5 separate regions of the Homo sapiens genome follow, and regions 1, 2, 3 and 4 are each linked to region 5. The links are chromatin loops, found by intact Hi-C in ENCODE. Cell type or tissue: dorsolateral prefrontal cortex. All regions are shown on one strand.

Region 1 (5,000 bases), 170 kb after region 5:
TGGTGAGGTGTTCTGGTTCTTATGCAGCAAATCGATGGCATTAACATGTTTCAACTATAAATTATCTGAGAAACTATCAGCTTTTAAAATTTTTTATTCATAAAATATCAAGGACTAACAGTAGAAATTTATGGCAAGCCTACTATATAACAGTAAGAAGGAATACATTAAAAAAAGAAACCAAAGCCACTCCTGTTAAAAAAAATAGATTAAAAAAGAAGTATATAATTTGTTTCCTAATTGTACAGTGTGGACTAAAATTTTGTAGATGTCCAGAAGACATCATGAGTAAATATTAATAGTTGTAAAGGCCAGGAGATTAAACTTGACATGTGGTTGGCTCCAGATGTGACCTTGAGCCTCCCTGACTAGAAAGTCACTGCTCTTTTCCAAATACTCCAAAACTAGAAAAAGCTAGCTTGGAAAATTTGCTGAGCCAGGAAAAAAAGAAGAAAAACTGATTATGCACTAAACTCTAAGAAGATCAGAGAACACATTCTCAAGACAAACCTCAAAGGTGAGAAATCATCTGTTTCCAAGAAAACAGGACTTGCAAAGTCTACTCCGGCATTTTTGCCAAAGAATATCGAGTTTAAATAAAGGCAGGCATAAAATGAACTTTAAAAGATTCACTGAAAATATATTCTTAAAAGAAATCTGCCGTGGCTAATGAAATGGTCACATTAATAAAAAGATCATTTCAAAGTCTATTTTACACTTTTCTTCTCCAAAGAAACTCAAAGTCATTTATGATATTACCCGAGAGCCCAAACTGTCAAATACTAGAGAAAGTAAAGGTATGAAGTGATGAAAATAAATACCTGAATCATAGTTCTCATACCCTGACGAATCACCTATGCTCTTAAAGTGCTCTTAATCTTGACTACAGAGCTTTTACACAGAGTAAGTGAAAAGTAAGGGGAGGTTGGTGGGTTTAAAATGGGTTCTTTTTTTTATTATTATACTTTTAAGTTTTAGGGTACATGTGCACATTGTGCAGGTTAGTTACATATGTATACATGTGCCATGCTGGTGCACTGCACCCACTAACTCGTCATCTAGCATTAGGTATATCTCCCACACAATACATAAATAGACGTGTTATGGGGGAAGAGGGAAAGGCAAAAGGAGTAGCAGCTCCAGCACTAGAGTTGAAAGTTCAAAGCTTTCCCTTGTTAAACTCAGAGAGGGTACAAGGAGCACACTGCCTTCTCCTGGCTCAGAGAAAGGCGCTCAACTGTGAATACGGTTCTAAAGACAATGTATCTAGCTCTTTATCTTTATGCACACACACAACACACACACACACATATATACAAACAGGCACATATATACACATATGCACACACAGACACTCAATTTGAGATCTCCCTACTTGCCTACCAAAATCTCGAATACACATGCAGACACACACACATGCACATTAGGAACACACACATGCATGCACACACACCAGCACACTCTTGCACATGCCTGTGCACACACATCACACATGAACGCACCACAATGTGTATCTCACACCCACACACAAACGTGTATGTACACAAGTGCACATCACACAATGTATGCCAATGCGTGTGCCATATGTGCATATGTACTTCCTGTAGACACACATGCACAGACTCTCAGACACCCAACCCTCACACACTTATGTAATGCACATAGGAAAACACACAACAAAACAAACACAGAGATGCACACACATTGGATAAGTATTCACTCACATATCACAAGGCAGGCATGCAGACACTCATATACATCCATGCACACATGCACACAGGCACACGTACAGATATACTTGCAGACACAGGTGCACATATAATAATCAAAGACTACCGATTAAATACATCTCTACTAAAATGTTGGGAATTTTAAGTTATAAAGAAGGGAAATGAAAAAAGAAATCAGAAATCAATACCCATGTTATTGGATAGAGTAAACATATCTTCAAGTCCCTGAGACCTTCACTTGCAGAATGGAGGTTGCCATTTTAATTCAAGAGAAGCCCAGCGTTAATGCCAAAGCAAGTTATAGTAGGTGTGTCTAACTCTAAAATGTCAGGCAGCACTGCTTAATCCTCTAAATACACAATTCAGTTCCCAGCTGAGTTGAGCAATTCAATCAAGGTCACTGAGAATGGTAAACAGCCGTAGCCTGACTAACATTTGAACATGAACCACAGGACCACTCCCCTAAATTCATTTCAATATTTCATTTCATAAACAAGATAGGGAAATGAATTTAAAATACAGATTTCTCCATTTAAAATTCTATTTAATTCATCATCATAGATTAGAAGTTTGACAGTGACGAGGTGCTTATAATATATGTATGAATCTGTTGCATTTTAAGCGCATTCATACACATATGGAAGATTGAGATATGTGCATATAACTGGTGTTCTCTGCATTGAAGACGTCCAGCTAGCAGCCAATATACTTTGTGGATGCCAAATTATGCTATTTTAAATATGATTAACAACAGCAAATTAGAAACAAAAACATCTCCAAAGCTCCATCTTACATACATTTAAATAATTATTTTTGTGTGTGGAAAGACCAATATTCTGCAGGTGTGCAGATATAAAGCATAATTCTTTACCACCCTCTTGTGGTGATTTTAAAGAACAACTTTCTGATCATTGAATCTCCCTCCCTATTTCTAGAGTAATATTGAGCCTCTACACTTCTTTTAAGGTGATTCATAAGAAATTGCAGATATTTGACAATTTTTGACCTACAGAATGGTGATTTCATATGATATTGCTGCAATTAATCATTGTCCATGTGCTCTGAAGCCAAGGAGAATTCATGTACCATTTACTTGGATTTTTAAAACTTATCCTTCCATAAGAATTCCCTGTCTAGCTTTAAGAGTAAACAGAATTTCATCTTACCCTTCCTATCCACAGTTTTCTTGCTATTTATCAACATGACCTAACTCATTAGAGTTGGTTCCATCCCTATGCTGTACGCATGATGCCTTCTTTCCTAACTGCTCCTCACTTCACTGCGGTCCCTTCCTGCCTCATCCAATAGCTATGCAGTCTTTATTACCCAGATAGATGTAACTTTCTTGGATATATCCAGTGCACTTAGATCTGTGCCTTCTCTCTATTCCAATGACTATAACCTGAATCTAATCAATTAATTGTCCTATACTGTCTTATTTACCAGCAGTTTTTTTTTAATTTCTCACTTATACATTAATATATCAACTCCCCAACCATATGCTGAGAGAGGAATTTCTCTCTCTCTCTCTCTATCTCTCTCTAGTGCAGGCAGAATAATGGTCTCCCAAAGATGTCCATAGCTAATCCCCAGAAACAGTGAATATGTTAGGTTGTATAGCAAACGACAGTTAAAGGTGCTACCCAGCTGACATTAAAATAGGAAGATTATCCCAGACTTTCAAGGTGGACCTAATGTCATCTCTTCAAAAGTGCAGGAGGAGACAGAAGCAAGAGAATTGGAAAGACGGCAGCCTCAAAAGTATTCAGCCAAACCTTGCTGGTTTTGAAGATGGAGGAAGGGAGCCATGAGCCAAGGAATGTGGATGACCTCTAAAAGCTAGAAAAAGCCACAGAATGGTTTCTTCCTTACAGCTCCCAGAAGGACTGCAGCCCTACAGATACTTTCATTTTAGCCTAGTAATCTATTTTGGACTCTGACCTCCAGAACTATAACATAAAATATGTATTACTTGACACTAAATTTGTGGTAATTTGTTGCAGCAGCAATAGAAAAAGCTCCATCTATTCATGGCTTTAGACAGGCTCTGGTAGGAGAGGTCTTGAGGTAGAGGGAAGAAGCATAGAGAGGAGACAACACAAAACCTAAGAGTCTCTGTCTTACACAGGCTGCCATTATCTTTAGAGTTAGAAAGACACGGCTTCTACTGACCCCATTACTTGTTAAACTCTTGAACATGTGGCTCAACCTCTCTAAGACTCAGCTCCTTCCCTCAAAATGAAAGAAGGGAGGATTTATAAGGTATCATCCAACATAGGCTTATTAGGATTTTAGATATATAAACTTCTAACTGCTAAGCTTTACAGGCATCATTTAGCAAAATTTCTCTTTCTCTATCTAAACATACCAGTTTTGTAGGAAATTCTCAAGCCTCAGAATAGATAACAAATGGAGTATGTAGGGAAGGAAAAATCTTTTCCCTTTACCCATCTGCAATGGACTGAATGTTTGTGTTCCCCCAAAATTCATATTGAAACTTGAATCCCAATATAATGGCGTTTAGAGGTTGTGGCCTTTGGGAAGTAATTAGGTCATGAGAGTGGAACTGTCATGAATGGGACTAGTGCCCTTACAAGAGCAGGCTGGACAGCTAGCTTGTTCTTTTTACATTATGTGAGGATACAAGGAGATGCCAACTGTGCAAACTGGAAGAGGACTCTTACCAGACCCTAACTATGCTGGCACTCTGATCTAAGACTTCCAGCCTCCAGGATTGTGAGAAATAAATATTGGGTCTACGGTAATTTGTTATAAAAGCCCGAATAGAATAAGACACTATCTTATGTTCATTGTAAACTAAACTCACAAAAGACAGATTAATATGAGAAAAACAAAGAGTTTATTAATATGTGCAGTGCACATCACTTGGGAGAAACCTCAGTGACAAGTGACTCAAAGGGGTGATTAAACTTGAGCATACCAGACTGGGCAGCATAGCAAGACCACATCTCTACAAAAAGTACAAAATTAGCTAGGTGTGGTGGTGTGCACCTGTAGTCTTAGCTACTTGGGAGGCTGAGGCTAGAGGATCCCTTGGGCCAGGAGTTGGAGGCTGCAGTAAACTATGATCACATCACTGCATTGCAGCCTGGGTGACAGAGCAAGACCTTGTCTCAGGAAAAATAAAAAAATAAAAAAAAAAGAAAAAGAACTTGTGCATATATAGTACGTTAGCAAATAATAATAAATTTGTAGAAAAATGGCAAGACATAAGAGAAAAGACTTTTAGCCTTCCAAGGGCTATAACTT
Region 2 (5,000 bases), 140 kb after region 5:
AGTTATCTGTTGTTTTTGGATCAGCAGGCATGCTCCATCTTCAGGTTCTCAGCCCTCTTTGTGATACCAATTTTGACCTGTTGGTGGGACTGTGCCTTCTTTGGAAAGGACCAGGAAATGTCAACTTTTCCTGGGGGAATGTGGAGGTAATCTGATGGTGGCATCTGCTGATATGGCCACCACAGCTGTCTGGAGATTACTTTTTCTTCATCATTCTTCCATATTCATTCTTCCTATAGCTGGGTGCCAGGCCCTCCCATTTTTGGCATATGGATGACCTATTTCCCCTTTTAGAATGCCAGTCCTCCCAGATAGATAATACATACTTCTGAGCTTAACAGTCTGAAGATCCTATCCTTCCATAGGAGCCACCTACTCAACAAAGACTGAAGGTCCTGGTTCCTCATGGAGTACTTCTCACTCTATGGCAGACTTTTCTCTCTAATCTCCAGCCTTCACCTCTGCTAGGCTTTCATAACAACCACCATTGATTTTCTACTATTGGCTGGGTATTTTTATATCCATTATTTTATTTAAAGTGGACAACAACTCAAAGTAGATATTGTTATCCCCACTACCAGATGAATAAACTACAGGGCAAAGAAGCTAGGGAACTTTCCATGGGTCACACATTATAAATGGACAGAGTAGAAATTGAATCTCACTCTATCAGACTCTTTTCTGAGAGTTGACTTGATGACCTGGAAGGGAACAGACCTTGTGTGCTTGAAAGAGCTTGTATATCTTGGATGCTTGAAAGTAAGTGTGAAGAAGATTTCAAGGGAGAAGGAATTTTGTGTCTGTTGACTTCTAAATTTTGCTTAGTGAGGGGGTGGGTGTGCCAGGGAACACTGCAAATCAGGGAGAAAGGCCTGACAAAAACCCTAGTTTACTGCCTTGCACTAGATCAAATGTTAGTTCATACCTAAATGTGAGTTTGTGCTTTGAAGCAATAAGAAATTAATTTTAAAATGGTCTCAGGAGGTTTTTAAAGGGCAAATTTTCAACAAATAAAACTAACATGCTTAATTTCATTTCCTTGGAATTTTCATGGCAAAGATGCTTTCAGTGATCTGGAGCCACCCTTTAAAAAGATACAGACCAATGAAGTTGGAGAGTCTTATCTTTTGCATTGAGGCAACCTCAACATTTAGGCGCACCACTGAAGGTCTCAGAGCCTGACCTCATCACTACCCACCATTAGCACGTGGTCAGGAGAGTCCAGGGATCCCAGTATGAGCATTTACAAATGAGGAAAACGACACCTATAGCAATATATCACCAATGTCTTGCAAACAGCCTCATTTATAATAGGTACTCAATAATTTTATTGAATAAGGGAATAAAGGAACAAATAAATGAAACAAGTGATTTTCCAGAAGGTCACACAAACGGACAAAAATCCAATGTTCTAAACCTTCACTTCATTTCTTAATCTAGTTGTATCATCCTCTGGGTGAGCCTAGCCCACTTTAAAATGGATATTCGGATGTCAGAATGAATAGAGCAGTGTGCCTGACTTAAGTAATATCAAAATTGTAGAGATGTGGAAAAGACGGAGTTGATGAAGCTCCTGTTATCCAGAGACCATGACCATTCCAGGTGGTTGGTTTCGTTTCTAATGCACATCTGCTCCACTTCACCAATTGCTTTGAGCAATATGCGGTTCTCATGACAAAGTCAACAATTCTTTATCATCTGCGTGGTCAGTCACCCTTTCATTGTCCCTCCCTTGTAATTGTTTAATCTGGCGTCCCCTGCCGCATTTCTTGGCTGCCTACTCTCCCTGCTCCTATCAGTCAGGTTGTACTCAGGGAATGCAAATGCACAGAATAAGTCCAGAGTCAATTAGAACTAATTAGGTGTTTTATCTGCTGGTTTGGATTATCCGTGCCCTCTATGGATACATGGCATAGGCTGGTTGAACAACCATCCCTGGATTGGGGAGCATTCTAAGATTCACACACAACTTCCTATTGTCTGTGCTAATGGAGGTAAAGGCTGGCATGAATGTACAACAGAGACATTTAAAAACCAAGGTATAGTTTATGCCCATTTTCACCGTAGATTTTAGTGAGTGTTTACAACTTTATATACCTGTGTGACCATCACCACAATCAAGGCATAGCATACTTTCAACATCACAAAAAGTTTTCTTGTGCCATCTCAGCCGATCTGCCCCTACCTTGGCCCCAAGCAACCAGCAGTCTGCTTTCTGTCACTGTAGATTAGATTTGTCTTTTCTAGGGTTTTAGTTTCTCCAATTTCCTTCCCAGTGATGTCTGGTTCAGGATGATATTAAAATGTGTTCATGTTCCCTACATCCACACTGATTGGTCAGGGTAGGCAGAACTGGGATGTGGAAGAAACATGAGAGGCAAGACATGGAGGCTGATGAGCATAATTATTGGCAATGAGAAGAATGTTGGCTCTCCCCAGTATTTGTAGAATATGACAAAGCGTGTGTGCCCATGTTGTGCCCTGAACCTATTTTCAAGTGTGTTCAATACAGAGTCTTCTAAATTTAACTGCCTAGGAATTGTGTATTTTGCTTTGAATGGACACTTGGAAACTCCAGACTCTAGCCAGCCCCTCTCAGCCACGGAGTCATTGCTCCCCCTGGTGTAAACACAGAGACTAGTCACCCTGTGTCATAAGGCATTCCCACCCACCGCAGCCCTCCCTGGACCACGAGGAGCCAAAGGCAGGCAAGAAAGCTTCTGGCTCTCTCTGGCTGTTGTTAGGTTCATGGGTCAGATGCTGAGTTTGTGAACACAGAGGAACACTAAGAGATCAACTGCTTGAGAGAGGACAGAAACAGAGAGAAGGGAAACCCCAGAGACAGAACTAGCTAGACATGCAAGATAGAGAGGTGAGGGGGCAGAGGCACAGCCCAGAAAACAAAGCAAGAAGCGATAGAGGGATGGTTTTTTTCTCCATTTATGAGACATCCTAAAAATTTACTCCTCTGCCCAAAATAGATTTAGATCCACGATATGAGAAACCTTGAGAAGTGAATTTTAACATGGAAATGCTGATAAATCTTTTAAACAACTTATACACCTCCAGGTGTTGTTGGACCTGCTTAATCCCTTTAAACCTCCAGTAACTCCATCCATGGTGTTTAAAGTCTCATAAATCTGCACTAGCTTAAAATAGGGATATATAAATCACATTTAGGGTCTTGGGAGTAGGGACAGGAGATAGGCATCCCAATGCCATTTAAAACCACAGCACAGACTTTTCATCAATTTTTTCCAAGAAAAGTTAAAATGAAAAACATTCAGGTTTCTGGGTTGTGGTTTCATAAGTTCTCAATTTGTTCTTTTTCCTTTTTTTCAGGGGGGTGGGCAGGGGTCCAAAGGAGCATTGACTAGCTAGTCAATTGGAAAGAAAAAAATTGCAAAGACCCATCTCACTTAGTCCTTTTACACAAAATAAAACCAAAAAGAAAAAATAATAATGAAATACTACCAGAAGTCATTAGAAAACAGCAATGTTTCTAGTAAAGCACCAACAAAAATGATGTCTGGTTTTTGTTAAATTGTTAATTTATGCAAAAAAATAAAAGTTATAGATACTATCCTAATAATAATAGCTACTTTTACTTTCTCATTCCTACCACATGCCCAGTACCTACCACTGAGCTGAGGACACACACAACCACCTCCTTCTCATCCCCCTGCTGCAAAGGCTGTCAGACTTTTTCTGGCTCCTCATTCGCAATATTTCTCATTACAAACATTGATTCTCAACAGCTGTTTGAGAAGGTTTTGGAGAAGCCACACTCTGCTAGAAAATCCAGGGGGTACATGAGAGATCCAGCAGGGGAGGCTTTTCTGTGTGAAGAGCTTTGGGTACATTATCTAATTTTATCCTCACAGCAGCCCCATGAGAAATATTATTATTATTTCTGTTTTACAGATGAGGAAGCTAAGGTTCGGATTGTTTAAGTAATTTACCCCAAGTAGCATGGCTGGTAAGTGATGGAGCAAAAATTCCAACCCCGAGTCTGCTTTAGAAGACCTGATCTTATCCAGGATGCCATCAACCTTCTGTGGGCAATAGACCCAGACCACAGATCATTTGGAAGAATCTCACATATCACACTCTAAGAATTGATATGTTTTCTGCTTCCTCTTTTCTGGCCTGTCCCAGTGACCTTTCAAACCCCAAAGTCTTGGAAAAATCTACTGTGTTAACTGAGTCTTTACTGAAACTTCAGTCCATGTAGAGAAAATAAGAGTCTCCAGCTTGTGTCGCTTGCTTCAAGTTCCAGTTGGCCTGCGGGGATGTACCACCAAGTGATCCTGGGAAAACATTGGAACTTTAGTTTCCTTACCTACTAAATAGGGACCTATAAGACCTATCTTTGGGGTTGTTGTGAGGGTTAACATGTGGGAAGACCATCTGGAGCCTGCAAAGTCCAGGCAATTGCTGGGTCATGTGATGAGTATGGTACCCAAGTATGGTGCCTGAAGTATAATAAAGAGGAAAAGCCTCCCTAAGGTCTGTCTTCACAGAGCAGATATTACAGAGCACTTTATCCCCAAATAGTTCAGAAGGTGTCTCCTAAGAATAAGGACATTATCCTGTTTTTATATAATGTATATAACCGCAATACTTTTATTACACCTAAGAAAAGTAATAATAATTCCAGAATATCAGATATCCCTAGTTGTTTCAAGAATGCCTTTTATAGCTGTTTTCATTGTGCCAAAATACACATAACATAAAATGTACCATTTTAACCATTTTTAAATGTACACTTCAGTGGCATTAAGTACAGTCACATTGTTGTGTAATCATCACCACCATCTACCTCCAGAACTTTTTTATCTACCCCATGAAACTGCATCCAGTAAAACACTAACTCCTCAGCCCCTGGCAATGACCATTTTACTTTCTGTCTCTATACATTTGACAATTCTGGTACTTCATGTAAATAGAATCACACAGTATTTGTGCTATTGTGACTGACTTATTTCACTTAGCACAAT
Region 3 (5,000 bases), 210 kb before region 5:
GAGAGGGTCAGCAGGAAAACATGTGAACAAATGTCTCTGTGTCATAAACAAGGTTAGAAAAGTTGCTGTGCCTTGATGTGCATGTATACAAACATCTCCATCCATTAAAAACAGTATTGCCACCAGCATGTCTCAACTCCAGCCCTAAGGCAGTTTTCTCCTATCTCAGTAAATAGAACATACAATCGGGTTTTACAGCGAGATATTCCATTGCCCAAGGATGAGCAGGAGACAGATGCCTTCCTCTTATCTCAACTGCAAATAGGCCTTCCTCTTTTACTAATCCTCCTCAGCACATACCCTTTATGGGTGTCGGGCTGGGGGATGGTCAAGTCTTTACCTTCCCAGGAGGCCGTATTTCAGACTATCACATGGGGAGAAACCTTGGACAATACCTGGCTTTCCTAGGCACAGGTCCCTGTGGCCTTCCACAGTGTATTGTGTCCCTGGGTACTTGAGATTAGAGAGTGGTGATGAATTTTAACAAGCATACTGCCTTCAAGCACCTTTTTAACAAAGCACATTCTGCATAGCCCTAAATCCATTAAACCTTGAGTTGACACAGCACAAGTCTCTGTGAGCACAGGGTTGGGGCTAGGGTTACAGATTAACAGCATCTCAAGGCAGAAGAATTTTTCTTAGTACAGAGCAAAATGGAGTCTCTTATGTCTACTTCTTTCTACATAGACACAGTAACAGTCTGATCTCTCTTTCTTTTCCCCACATTTCTGTATCCCGAGATCATGGTCATTTTCTTGACTATCTATTCTGATCTATTCTGCCTCAGTTTCCCCCTAAGAGATCTTAGGGTCATAATCATATTGGAGGTTGAGGGGCTAGGTCACTTTTTCTGGAGCTGTTTCCTGCTGAGTGGGTGTTATTTCTGCCTAGTCTGGGCCCTAAAGTTTCTTCCTGTGTGATCTAACCGGGTGTAAACCATGTAATTCGTGGAACCAGTGGGCAAGATGTTGACAGCCAAATGTTGAAAGCCTTGCAAAACCTTCATGCAAACATGGAGTTGCCGTAAGCAAGAGAGCAAGAAATCAGTTAACATTTTAAACAAAATTGGAACAAAAGTAAAAGCTGAAAGTATAGTAATGGCTGTTACTATTAAAGAGAGTAAGGCAGGTAATAGACATTGCTTTCATGGTCCCATGGAAGTTCCTAGAGATTCAATTTTGTCTGCCTGGGTGATGATATTATTAATATTTTCTTGGACTAAACCGGGCTGATTGATCTCAAAAACAGCATTCTTCTTTTAGATATAAACATGTTCCTCTTTGCCCGGCTGGGAGAAGATCCCAGGCTCTTTGCTTTTGTCGGACTACAGTGTCCATGGAGTCCAGACATTGTTGAAGTCTATTGAGGCCCTCTGCTGCTTGTTGCGGACCCATTGAGGTTTTCTGAGATAGTTTATACTGGATTCCCAAGGCTCCACCTTATGGTGACATTTATGCTGCAAAAGTATTTTGCATTAAAATGGTGAAAGCAACAAACGTTTTAAGTATTTTCTATTTTTTGCTAATAAGCAAAATTTTGTGCAGCTAAGTTGGCAGCAGTCATTCGGTCCATTTGTGGATGGTACAGTTGAATGGTGGTCAAAGTTAGAGCCTGGAAGCCTTCAGTAAATACGCTGAAGTTGTCTGAGGGCCATCAGAGTTGTTGCTTATATTGGATTAGATCATTTATTGAGAGTAGAACAAGCACTCTGATGGTCCTCTCTCCATTTGGGACTTTCTGTAAGGGGAGCAATTTCTCTGGCCCTGGATGGTGTGAAGTCCCACTGTGAGTAACTGCAGCTGTGCTGGTCTCTATTGTACCTGGCAAAGGCCGATGGAAAGGAGCATAAGGAGGAGGTGAAACAAGCTTAGATTCTACAGAAGACTCTGATAGTGTGGGGATGCTGGGGATTCTAAAAGAGGTGTGGACCCTTGAGGGCCCCTGTCTGGAGCTGGTGTTGGGCTGTGGGGTCTGGGGTCCCTTCCCCTTAATAAGAGATGATCTTCCCATTGTTCTGAGGGGCTTTCTGGCTTACTAGGCTTTAGCCCACAGGTGCTGCATAGAGCTGGATTTTGTTGTCAGGCCAGAAAGGCTTGCACATAGGATACTTCAGACCATTTTCCCTGATTACTACAGAAAAGATCTAGCTGTAGGATGGAGTTAAAGTTCACAGTCTCATTCTCCAGCCATGTTTTGTCAGCTAATCTGTAGGCAGGCTAAATAGTGTTACAAAAGAAGATAAGGTTTTCTTTTTTCTAAGTTCATTTAGCCAAAAGCTGTTCTAATTTTTAGATATACATCCCAGGGGTGTTTCAGTGACAGTAGAGGAAGCGGCTCCCACGGTGCCGAGAGAATCCTGCAATGACAGAACATTTACTGAAGTCCAGGAGGTTGTGGGCATCCTCATGAGCCAAGTGAAAACATCAAGGGGTCCAGCGCATCCCCTCGAAACCCCATTAACTGAAGCTCTAGGAGGTCATAGGCATTTGCCATACACCGTCCTAGCTCCCCCCAGCGGTGGACATCTCCAGCCCTACCGAGATGACCCCCACTGCGGGCTGGGGGGCAGATGTCTGGCTGACAAGCCTTGCCCTAATTCACTGGTTTGCCATTTGTGACGCCCAATTACAACACCTGGAATGCTCAGATGCAATCCCTACGACTGGGCATCTATATGACTGTGCATCTTTTGTTCAGCAAAGAAAGCCTGCTGAAGAACAATTTCAAGGAGCTGGGAAATGCATAAAGCCTGAAGGGACAGGGTTCTCTTAATGTGCTGCTCAAAACAAAACAAAAATTTTGTAAACAGAAAACCTGACCAGAAAATAAATTACAATAGCCACTAGGTGGCGATCGAGTATTGCTGAACGGACAGCAAACGATAAGCTGAGTCCAAACTGTGGCCAGAAAGATGTGAAACTAAGCGGCAAATAGCCCAAATATGAAATGTTGAGGGCAACCCATGTGGTTAGCGTATTTATCGATGCTACAGAAGCAGCAGCGAAAAGGAGAGCGGACATATATTCTCTCTCTAAAGAATGCAGGTGACTTAACAACGTTTCCCCCAGAACTTTACTGAAACAGCGCTGGAACAAGCAGCGATAGTTAACCAGGTAGTCTGGAACTGCCATAGTATTCACTGCAAGTAAAGGGAAACTGAAATTAATGAAGCAGACAAACCTCTCCCCAGGTCATGGCACCAGAAATGTTGATGGCTGATGTAATACCTTGGTTCTTATCTTCTTAGTTTAAAAGAATTTAAACAAGAGACACACAGCAAAAGAAGTACAGCATAATTTATTGCAAAAAAAAAAGAGAATATTTTGAAAATTAAGTGCAGAATAGACGGTACAGTCTGAGAAAGAGATTCCAGGGCAGCCTGCTCATAAAAGTGAGACAGCATTAATTATTGCTGGAGAAACCCTCTTTATGGGAGTTTTGCATGATTATTTCATAAGAAGGTGGAAAGAAGTGTTATAGTAAGCATGTTCTGACTGGTCTTCTGGGTACACATGTGCAGTAGCTGTACATATTTGTGCATACATTGCATGCCTCACTAGCATCTTAAATCTCCACCCAGGAATGTGTTTTTTACTATTAAAATGAACAAAGGTCAGCTTGAGGACAGATAAAATCAAAATGCACATGCTCTGTAGAAGTAAAAGTCCCTACTGAAGATAGCGGGTTTCAAATGACCCCAAGTGCTCCACATCTTAAAAGTTGCTCCCGTAAAGCTGGAACACTATCTGTTCCTGAGGTATCAGGTCCCATTTGTGGCTCTGAGCCACTGGCAAGCCAGGCCTGACTTGAGATGAGACCAATGATTTCAAGTGTAAAATGCCTAAATAGTAGCTTCAGGTTGCATTTTGGAGCTGGTCCACTTAAATGGGTTGATGAAAATGGCTCACAAGACTCACGCCTCGGAAATGGGGTTTTTCCTTTGCTCTTAGCAGATTTTATGCAACCCAATAATTAACCTTTCTGATGCCTAGACTTTCACATTCGTGAAAAAGGCGCCATTGAAAGTGACCTTTCCAGGAAGCCACAGCCCTTGTCACCCCTGCAGAGCTCTGAAGCTGCTCACAAGCAGGCCAGGTGGAAGATTTCTCTCAAAAACGATTGAGTGCGTGCTCTGGCTAGAGAAAAAAGAGGGCTGCGGCACTATGGACAGTGTCTTGGACATCAGGAAATTTTTCACGCAGTTTGGGAAAGAAGGCAGCGCCCTGGGCTGCAAAAGATGTACTGCTCTGGAAAGAACCCTGGGTGCAACTGAAAGAGGAACCTGAGAAGGATAGGGCCAAGCAGGTGAGGACAACCCGCCCGATTTGGGAAAAGGTAAGGTATCTTCGTAGGGTAATACCCTCCTCAATGCTCAGCCCAGACCTGCCCTCCAGGTGCACCTCTGTACTCACTCTCCTTGCAAAGAGTCGGCAGAGCATCAGAACTCAGCAGCGCTTCGGACACCGGGAAGTCCACACCGCTCTGCCCCTCCCTCCAGGGCTATGGACCCCGGATCCTGGTACATGCTGGGATTATAGCTCTGAAGCTTACCGACAAACAGGCTGAGAGTAGTTAACGGACTACAGCTCCCAGCATATTAGGTGGGGCGGGTACCACTCTGCCCCTTCTTCCAGGGTTGCCCCTCGCCCTGGAGCCTGGTGCATGCTGGGATTGTAGTCCTGTAGCCCTTTGACCCAAGGGTTGGGAGTGTTTATGAGAGTGCATCTTCCAACAATCCTAGGGAGGCGCGCACAGCCCTGCCTCGTCCTCCAGTGACGCGCACTTTCCCGGAGCCCGGTGCATTCTAGGATTGTAGTGCTGCAGCCCTGTGACCAAAGGGCTGGGAGTGTTTATGAGACTGCATCTCCCAGCAAGACCAGCGAGATGCGCGGAACCTCGTCCCTTCCTCCAGTGATTAGCGCACTCTCCCTGAGCCTGGTGCATGCTGGGATTGCAGTGCTGCAGCCCTGTGACCAAAGAGGTTTGTTATAGTTATCTGT
Region 4 (5,000 bases), 240 kb after region 5:
TGCCTTGCTACTAAGGTGTATCCCTTTAGAAAACTTTATCAATTTTTCTGTCTATTACAAGGTCTTTCTGTTTTGACTGGTGGAAATGCAAATATTCCCAGCCCTTTGTGAGCTTTGTGAATTGTTCAGCCTAAGGTTTTCCAGTTGTTCTTTCCTCGGTTTGGGGAAATGTCATCCTACTCATACACAGATTAGTTTCCAGCCAAAAACTCAAGGGGACTCTGTGTGCAAATCCCCAGAGCTCTCTCTCCCTGTGCAGATTTTTCTTATCCAAACTCAGCTCTCTCTCCTCTCAGCCAAATAAGATTGCCAGAATTTGTTCCCCTCCCTACACTGTGGCTTGAATAATTTCCTCCAGGCAATAAGCTGGGTCAGTCATATCTCATTTGATTTTCTTCTTTCAATCACCATAGTCACGCGCTGGCTGTAGTCTGGCACCTAAAATCAGTGTTTCGTATATCTCTTTCCAGTTTTGTAGTTATTTAAAGTGGAAGAGTAATTTTGTTGTAATTGGTTTTCATTAGCAGTTGCAGAAGTATTGTTGCAAGTACTTATTAATAAAATAATTAAAATATAAAAGGTAAACAGAACTTTTCCATTTTGCTTCCATTTTTTTCCTCTTCCCTCCCCAGTAGCAATTGTTCTCATGAATGTGGTGCATAAAAGTAAATATGTCATTCTTTCAGGCAGACGAGAAAAGAGGGCTTGATATTGTGAAATATCTACAGGGTCTTCATCCCTGTTTCTTGGCACACAACTCCTGAAATCCTTGGAATCTCCAAAGTGATATCTTTTTGTATGCCAATGATGGATGGATGGCCAGCAGCCCCTCAGCTTTGAGATGGGGACTGGTCACCAGAAAGACAAAGGCAGGGTCCCCAACCTTCTGGGAAGAAAGGGGCCAATAGCCAGTGGTTTAATCAATCATGCCTAGGTAGTAAGTCCTCCCTAAAAGCCCTAAAAGGATAGGGCTCAGAAACTTTCATATAATTAGACACATGGCGGTTCCTGGAGGGTGGCATACCCAGAGAGGGCTGGGAAACTCCATGTTCCTTCCCCCATAGCTTGCTCTATGCATCCCTTCATCTGTTTCCTTTGTAATATTCTTTATAATAAACTGGTAAACATAGGTGTTTCCCTGAATTCTGTGAGCCACTCCAGCAAATTAACCAGAGAGCCTGTCGTGGGAACCCCAACTTGAAGCTGGTTGGTCAGAAGTTCTGGAGGCCAAACCTGTGACTAGTTTCTGAAGGGGGGCAGTCTTGTGGGACTGAGCCCTCAACCCGTGGGATCTGATGCTATCTCCAGGTAGAGAGTGTCAAGATGAAATTGTAGGACCCAACTGGTGTCTGCTGCAGAATGAATTGCTTGCTTGGTGGTGGGGCAAAACCCCCCCAACACACATTTGGTCCCAGAAGTCTTCTGTCTGTGTTAGTTGCTGTTGTTGAGTGTGGCATGAGAGCAGTGGAAAATACAATTTCAGTTCTTTCCTCAAACAGAGGGAATTTAGTTTTAAGGTCATTAGGTTTAGAAAACAGTGTTTGACTAGAAGATTGCATCGGTGTGGATTCAAAGGTAAAGAGAAAGAGTAATTTGGACAAGAATTATTTACTAAATGAGAAATTTAAGTAATAAGGGACTGGCTACTAGGAAGTGAAAATAACGCTCAACAATATAAGGGTAGCAGATAGAAGGAGCAGCTGCCAACCCTTGGGCTGAGATAGAGCAGCCACAGGAAAGCAGCTCCCCTACCCCACCACTCGCCACACACGGCTGGGATCCAGACCTGCGGGAGAGAGAGCTGTGGCTCACTGAATGAAAGAGGGGCTGGCAGAACTTGCTGAAACCTGCCTTCTTCTGGAATTTGCCAGACATTCTTCCACTAGGTTGGCAGTGAAATCTGTTCTCAGGAATGAGTCTCATTGGAGACACTCCAGTATAAACCCACTAGAAGCAGAGACAGAGGGGCTGGTGGATGCCGCTTACCACCACGCATCATAGTTGGGGGGCACCAAAGAAGCTACAAGTGCTGCAGAAGCTGGTGAACCATCACCAATATCAGGAAACAAAATCCTGCTGTGTCTCTCTGGCGCCCTCTACTGACAAGCCTTAACATTGTGTCAGTTGGCAAAGAAAAATAAAGGGCTCAGATCCATTTCACAGAGCAGGCAAAAAGATGGATTTGGAGCTGAGAGGCAATAAATAAATAAGTGACACGAGGATGAGGATAAAATGTCAGATTCATTACTAGATATTTATTTTATTTTAATGTTACCGAAGATAGCCTCATTTAGCCAAATCAAGCAGTGGAACCAAGAAAAATTAGGTCCCCACTTCTAACTTGTTACACTTGAATGTGAATATGCCAATTAGGAGTGAGCCCCCACATCTGAGGGAGCAATCCACAGGAAAAGGCTAAACAAAGAACAGAGAAAATATGTGAAAAAAGACAGCCCCAGAGAATAGCTGGAACTCTGCTTACCCTGCTTAACTGAATGATGCTATGACCTGTGATTCTAGTCCTTGACTTTTCCCCTTGAACTTGGATTCTGGAATTGGGGAAGACAAAAACAAAATTGGTTCATTAAATATCAGTGGTCAAATGAGGCTGTAAATATTTAAGTGTTTCCCATCCATAGTGATATGAGGTGGAAAAATGATAGTATCCTGTTTTGAAATCTTGGAGATAGATAAGGAGAATCTGAGAAGAACTGGGGCTTAGTACTGCAGCCCTTCCCCACTCCAAAATAATGGATCACAAGGAATTTTTAATTGCACTTGTCTACATGAATGGATTGGTTAGGGAAATAAGCTGTTTATACTGCTGAAAAAGTGAGGCCTTTCCCTGAACTCCCGAGAACTATGGAAAAACATTAAAACCACACTAAATACACAGTTTGCCAAATACCAAAAGGGCAAATAATAAAATCAGTATTGAACCAAGTATGAGATTAAAACAAATATCATCATCATAAAATAAAGTTCTGAGAATCAAAATTAAATCCTAAGGGTTTTTTGAAAAAAACTCAATTATTAATAAAATTCGCTGTTGAGTATTTCATCAGTAAGATTTTAATTGTGTGACATTAGATGACAGAAATAAACATTCTTTGGAGTCCTCTATATTAAACAGTAGGTCACTTGCCCCTGGGGTTGTTGAAGGTATCTATATTTTTTGGCTATCACTGCTGGTATTTATGTTGTCATCTAATCATTCAGCTCTCCTTTACCTAAATAAAAGGCACTTACTGTGGTAGATTAATGCGAGGACATTTTCTCTTCCAATTCTGCACTAAAAGATTTAGTCAGTATTAAAACTGAAATCCCATTGAAACAGTCTCACAAACCAACCATTTTTGTACTACTTGAAGAAAGTGCTTTTAGCATATTTTCCAAAGCTGACTCAAGGCGGCGTCCTTCATTTTTTTTTTTTTAATTGTAACATTCTTTTGAAGTACTTGCTGTTTCTCACAATCCCTTGAGACAATTTTGTCTTTACCTTTCATATAGGAGAAATTTGGCAAAGTAGCAATGTTGGCTTTCTAGAAAACAAGGTCATTCTAGAAATACATTTCCTTCCACATTGTTTACATATCAATTACAGTATCTTCCCAGGAGGACAATGAGAGGAGAATCTTTAGAGCAGAAGGCATAAAAAAGTGTTAGCCACAATATTTTTGTCACTTCTAGGATCAGAATATTGTTGGCAATGTGCAAGTTGAGAGATGACAAATGATGTTGAAGTCGTCAGTGGGCTTGTTCTTGAACTAGTCTTGGAGAGATGGTACTCAGGGTTCTCAAGTTTTTTAAGCAGCCTGTCCAAAGCCTCTAGACAGGTGGCCTGGAAAGCACAGAACTTAGCTGAATTTCATGACCTCTGAGACAGGGACCCTGAACGGTTTGGATCCCCACCCAAATCTCATGCCAAATTGTAATCCCCAATGTTGAAGGTGCAGCCTGTGATACTGTCCTCACCACAGTGAGTGAGTTCTCGTGAGATCTAGTTGTTTAAAAGTGCAGCATCTTCTGCCTCTCTCTCTTGCTCCTACTCTGGCCATGTGATGTATGTGCTTCCCCTTCGCCTTTTGCCGTGATTGTACATTTCCTGAGGCCTCCCCAGAAGCCGAGCAGATGCCAGAATCATACTTCCTGTACAGCCTGTGGAACCATAAGCCAATAAAACTTCTTTTCTTTATAAATTGTCCAGTCTCAGGTATTTCTTTATAGCAGTGTGAGAACAGACTAATACAGACCCCCTTATTCCTCCAGTCAAACTGACTCAAGGTGAGCAAAATATCATTTCTTTCTAGGGCTAACCAATCTATTCTTGTTAACCTGAATTTTCTGGAAAATCTGCAATGTCTTTTTCAGTCCTCTTACTTCTTTTTTGCAAAAACACACAGATTTGTCTATCCCCATCAAAGCTTTTCATTTATCTCAGCACCTCACCATCTCCTTTACTATGTCTCCTTCTTCTATTTGTCCTTCCATGTCTCAAATATGTGGTTTATATTCCTCACTACTCAATATTTTCCTCTCTAATTTAGTTTCCATCATTGCCCCTCTGCTAAAGATAAGCTCAACAATTTGTTAATTCCTTTGAGTCACTTTTCTTTAATGTTAGTCTTGGAGGTGGAGTGGAGACCTTACTATGCCATTACATTGTTTTTGCTTAAATGAATATTTTACACCAGATTTGCATGACACCATAGCGAGAGAATTCCTTTTCTTTCTTTTTTAAAGAGGCTCAACCTCTTTTGATTAATAGCTTGCCCTCAATTAGCACATAATACGTAAATTCATGAAAATTACAAAAGCAGAAGAGAAAACATTATCTGAACTAAGAATTTACCCATTTTATTGTCTTTTGAAAATCTTAGTTAGTATTACGTCACTTAATTTAGAAAAAAAGTTACTCTAAAATGATATAAATATTAAATCTTAATGAACCCAAGAAATGAATTCCTTTACATAATAGAGGTATAAAATATTAATTTAAA
Region 5 (5,000 bases):
CAAAGACATCAGAATATACAAAAATCTGCAAGAGGGGTGAAATCTAGCGAATGTTTTTTAAACCATCCACAGCAAAAACAGAGATGACAGGTACAAAACAGCTTCTAGCATTTGGTAGATGCTCAGAGACTTTCTTTTTTGCATTCATGAGGCCTGTCCTGCCCACTCCTGTCTCTTCTAGACCTAAATGGGCCCTTGCTTTGCCCAGGGTGGGGTTTGGACTCAAGTGCATCTGCATGCAGGTGAGAGCCAGGATCACCACCCGGCCCAGCTAGAGGCTGACCTTGGCCTTGAGGGCCAAGTGCAGATCACCCTGCATCCTGGGTCTTCACCTTCGAAGGGCCATGAGCCCTTCTGAAAAGACAAAGCAATAGACTCCCTCCCAGAAAGAAGTACACCAGAAGAATATGTTTTCCATACAAACTCAGGGGAGACAGACATCCTCCACCCCCACCCACCCAGCCCATCCTAGGAGCCCCGGTGAAGAATTCCTGTGCTAGAGGTGAACCAAGATTATCCACATGGAAAAGATGCAGACACAGCAGGGAAGACTTTCGGGGCAATACAGTAGGTCAGGGCTTCGATCATGGAGATACCTGAAGTTATCTCACACCCTGCTCTGAGTTTCACCCTAAGCCTCACTCTCATAGGTGGTGAAGCATGAAATGTTGGGAGAGCTGCTTTAAAACCCAGCACAAGGCTGGGTGCACTGGCTCACACCTGTAATCCCAGGACTCTGGGAGGCTGAGGTGGACGGATCACCTAAGGTCAGGAGTTCAACACCAGCCTAGCCAACATGGTAAAAACCCATCTCTACTAAAAATAAAAAAATTAGCTGGGCGTGGTGGTGCACGCCTATAGTCCCAGCTACTCGGGAGGCTGAGGCAGGAGAATCGCTGAACCCAGGAGGCGGAGGCTGCGGTGAGCCAAGATCGGGCCACTGCACTCCAGCCTGGGCAACAGAGCGAGACTCTGTGTCAGAAAAAATGAAAAACCAACACCAGCATGAAGAGCCAGTGTATTGTGTGGGGTACTTTGCTGCCCTTGGGCAGAATCTGCATCCCACCCAGCCAGCAGGAGCTGCGGACTGTCTCCTCCCTCTCCCTCCAGGCTCCTGATTTCCCACCATCCCCACTCCTGCTACACCAGTCCCTCTGCCCTCCTTTCCAAGGGCCAGCCCGTGCCCACCTCAGAGCTTGCACAGGCTGTTCCCACTGCCTGGAACTTGCTCATCCTGCACTTGGCTTCTCTCGGCTTTAGTGGGAGTGTCACCCTGAGCGTTCCCTCCCCTCCATCCTGTCCCCAGGGACACACGCTCCAAGAGAGCAGTTGCTGAGTGGGCCTTCCCGCCTCTTCCATAAAGCCAGACAGTTGGCGACTGTCCTTACAGCAAACCCTGGTTCACACTGGCTCCCCTGGGAGGGAGGTGGTTTGGGCCCACATGCCCTGTGTTCCTGCTCAGAATGGGCATTAGAAATGCTGCCATAGCCTGTGCCACTGCAGTGGAAGCATCTTTAGAAAACGGCTTATATCTTAAGACAAACTTCAGATGCGTGGGGCCAGAACGCCGTGTCCATGTACATCTTTGCTGAGGGATCGGGTAGCCTGGAGTTTGCCCTCTGCTGTGTTGGCTTGAAGCTCATAGGAGACTTAAGATGGGCTCTCGAGCAACCAACGTTCTGTCCTTTGCCGTAGACTGTGAAGCATCCTGTGTGTGTGTGAAGCACCCGCCGTCAGTCAAGAAAGCCCGGTGCTTTCTCTCAGAACTCATCAAAAAGGTCAGTTATGGGCAGTGTCCGCCCAGTAGCCGGACAGCATAGCCACCTGCGTGCTGGAGACCCCATCCTTCCCAGGCCCTGGGCCTTCTTTGCAAACCCCAGCATGGCAGGGGCCTCCCCAGGCAACTGGCTGCATCTGAGTGTGACCCATGGGAGACAGTGCAGGGCAGGAAGAAGGGGAGGCCAGCGTCTCTCCCTCACTCTGCCTCCTGGGGTTTCCACAGCAGCTGCTTCTCTGGGGCGCCAGCTCCTAGCATATGAATTCTCATTCCTACCAGGCTGGTCCAGCCCACAGCACTGGAACCCTCACCCACACCCTCTGTCCTGCCCGCTGAAGGGTTTGGAGTTTCCTGCTCTTGTCCGTCTCTGGGTTGCCCCACGGGCCCCTTTTGGAAGATTTAGCTCTTGCCATACCTTTGGAACTAGTTCCTCTGGTGAATTCTCTGCTTTGATCCTGCTGGAATGAGCTCTTTCCTGACTGATATAGGATGGATTTTATTTTTTACTTATTTATTTACTTTTTTGAAACAGTCTCACTGTGTTGCCCAGGCTGGATTACCGTGGCACAATCTCAGCTCCCTGAAACCTCTGCCTCCTGGGTTCAAGCAATGCTCATGTCTAGCCTTCTAAGAAGCTGGGACTACAGGCACACGCCACCATGCCCGGCTAATTTTTGTATTTTTAGTAGAGACAGAGTTTCACCATGTTGGCCAGGCTGGTCTCGGACTCCTGACCTCAGGTGATCCGCCTGCCTTGGCCTCCCAAAATGCTGGGATTACAGGCATGAGCCACCTCACCTGGCCTAGGATGGATTTTAAAGATGGGCCTGAATATGCAGGGTTTGACATGGGGATGTCGAGAGGCCATTCCTCAGTAGGCAGAAGCAGACTTGCTGAATGAAAGGGCCACACTTTTAGCAAATAAACAATCCCCTGCTTCTCCAATACCTGCTTTCTCCCTAGTCCTCCCCAAAAGGGTGCATCTGTGGTCACCAGCAGTTCTGCCCTGTGCCACCAGGAGAGGGCAGCAGTCACCTAGTGTACCCTTCTGCTGCCCTATGAATCATAGGACGGGGCCAGCTGTGGAGAAGCAGCCTGCTGACAGCCACAGCCTGCAGCATGGGCCGCCCTCACAGTTCTGTCTGGGCTCACTTAAAAGCACCTTTTGTTTTCCTCCTCTCTGTGTTTGATCCAAACACAGAGCTCTCTGTCGTGGTCAGGTGGCAGCTCTCACGGAATCCTTGTCTCCTGCCCTAGACTACATCTAACCCTACCCTCTCAACACCTCTTGTTGAAGGCCCTCCCGTTCATGTTTCCCTACCAAGTGGAATTATTTTTTTTTAGAGACAAGATCTCTGTTGCCCAGGCTGTCCTGGAACTCCTGGGCTCAAGCAGTCCTCCCATGTCAGCCTCTAGAGTAGCTGGAACTATTCGGCACACACCACCATGCCCAACGAAGTGAATATTTTATATGCCAGCTGGCCGGTGTTACACCATTCCATCCCAAATCTCCCCTCCAAACTTGGTGAAAATCATCTGGCCATTTTTACAGATTAGAACAAAAGCAAACAAGCTCTCACTCTGTCTGCCCCCAGCACGAGGCTGTCCACATGGAGGCTTTGGACGAGCTGTATGAGGCACTGGCAGAGACCCTGATGGCCAAGGAGTCCACCCAGGGCCACCGGAGTTATTTGCTGGTATGAGAAGGGCACCCTCCTCCCCCTCACAGCCCAGATACACTTCCTGCACAGACAAAGTGAAAATGTGGGTGTGGGTTCAAATTCTGACTCACCCATTCTGCAGTCTTAGACATGAAGTCCATTAACCTTCTTTAGCCTCAGTTTCCCTGTCTGTAAATCAAGCACTTCAACAACAACAGCATGTCTCGTGGGGTTGTTGGGCATTTGTCCAATAGGTGACACACACTACCTGCTTCACAAGGACCTGGTGCCCAGTCCTCAAAGAATACTTGACAGGGCTGGACATGGTGGCTCATGCCTGTAATCCCAGCACTTTGGGAGGCCAAGGCGGGTGGATCTGAGGTCAGGAGTTCGAGACCAGCCTGGCCAATATGGTGAAACCCTATCTCTACTAAAAATACAAAAATTAGGCCAGGCGTGGTGGCTCATGCCTATAATCCCAGCACATAGGGAGGCTGAGGCAGGGGGATCACCTGAAGTCAGGAGTTTGAGACCAGCTTGGCCAACATGGTGAAACTCCATCTTTACTAAAAATACAAAAATTAGTGGGGTGTGGTACTGGGCGCCTGTAATCCCAGCTGCTCAGGAGGCTGAGGCAGGAGAATCTCTTGAACCTGGGAGGTGGAGGTTGTAGTGAGCTGAGATCGTGCTATTGCACTCCGGCCTCGGCAACGAGAGCGAATCTCTGTCTCAAAAAAAAGTACAAAAATTAGCCGGACATGGTGGCACACAACTGTAGTCACAGCTACTTGGGCGGCTGAGGCAGGAGAATTGCTTGAACCCAGGAGGCAGAGGTTGCAGTGAGCCAAGATCGTGCCACTGACTCCAGCCCGGGTGACAGAGCTCAAAAAAAAAAAAAATAAAACATAGATACAGAAAACCACAAAGGAAAAACATAGCATATTGAATCATCACAAGGCAGCCATCCCTTCATAGCCACACCTGGCCCCTGGCCACCACTGACCTGTGCTCCATCACCAGAATTCTGTTGTCTCAGCAATGTTCGATGAATGGACTCCAGTGTGGCCTGAGTGTCTTTCATGCTATGTGACACCCTTGAGGTCTGTGCAAGCTGTTGGTATGTCAACAGTTAGCTGCTTCTCATTGCTGAGTGGCGATTGGTCCTGTCATGGTTTATTCAGACATATGGTGGATGGCTACTTGTCTTCTAAGCCACTTGCCTTCTGATCGCTGGACTTACTCTCTCGCCCTCTCTTGGTGCAGCCCTCGGGAGGCTCAGTCACACTCTCCGAGAGCACAGCCATCATCTCCCATGGTACCACAGGCCTGGTCACATGGGATGCCACCCTCTACCTTGCAGAATGGGCCATCGAGAACCCAGCAGCCTTCACTAACAGGTGACCTTGTGGCACAGGGCAGGGCACTGAGGCAGGCTTACCCTGGTGCAGTTGAAGACACGGTCCCCTTTCCTCCCACCAGGACTGTCCTAGAGCTTGGCAGTGGTGCCGGCCTCACAGGCCTGGCCATCTGCAAGATGTACCGCCCCCGGGCATTCATCTTCA

What was found. Hi-C counts contacts between places; a loop is a spot of excess contacts. Peaks named below come from ENCODE experiments on the same cell type or tissue, not always from the same donor. Only the 100,000 strongest peaks of a DNase experiment are listed, where the experiment ranks them.
Region 1: it touches region 5 in a loop (4-fold over the local background); 15 of 110 quality-filtered maps call a loop at or near these places.
Region 2: a loop joins it to region 5, with 4 times the contacts of the local background. A loop is called at or near these places in 87 of 110 quality-filtered maps.
Region 3: a loop joins it to region 5, with 7 times the contacts of the local background. A loop is called at or near these places in 14 of 110 quality-filtered maps.
Region 4: it touches region 5 in a loop (3-fold over the local background); 24 of 110 quality-filtered maps call a loop at or near these places.

What each region holds. Positions count from the first base shown.
Region 1 is chr3:75,256,611-75,261,610 of GRCh38, reverse strand. No RefSeq gene overlaps it. Among named protein-coding and RNA genes, the nearest start is that of MIR4444-2, 45 kb to the right of the region's middle. In dorsolateral prefrontal cortex, a CTCF peak has its summit at 2,615 (motif pointing left); no DNase peak of the experiment used is centred here.
Region 2 is chr3:75,291,952-75,296,951 of GRCh38, reverse strand. No RefSeq gene overlaps it. Among named protein-coding and RNA genes, the nearest start is that of MIR4444-2, 80 kb to the right of the region's middle. In dorsolateral prefrontal cortex, a CTCF peak has its summit at 2,585 (motif pointing left); a DNase peak (open chromatin) is centred at 2,641.
Region 3 is chr3:75,641,053-75,646,052 of GRCh38, reverse strand. No RefSeq gene overlaps it. Among named protein-coding and RNA genes, the nearest start is that of MIR1324, 13 kb to the right of the region's middle. In dorsolateral prefrontal cortex, CTCF peaks have their summits at 2,684, 2,883 (motif pointing right) and 4,896; DNase peaks (open chromatin) are centred at 2,522 and 4,892; H3K4me3 peaks cover 2,128 bases; H3K27ac peaks cover 2,164 bases.
Region 4 is chr3:75,189,344-75,194,343 of GRCh38, reverse strand. No RefSeq gene overlaps it. Among named protein-coding and RNA genes, the nearest start is that of MIR4444-2, 23 kb to the left of the region's middle. In dorsolateral prefrontal cortex, a CTCF peak has its summit at 2,117 (motif pointing left); a DNase peak (open chromatin) is centred at 2,079.
Region 5 is chr3:75,427,610-75,432,609 of GRCh38, reverse strand. It overlaps the pseudogene FAM86DP. Among named protein-coding and RNA genes, the nearest start is that of LINC02018, 5.2 kb to the left of the region's middle. In dorsolateral prefrontal cortex, CTCF peaks have their summits at 2,608 and 2,813 (motif pointing right); DNase peaks (open chromatin) are centred at 1,307 and 2,829; H3K27ac peaks cover 2,948 bases.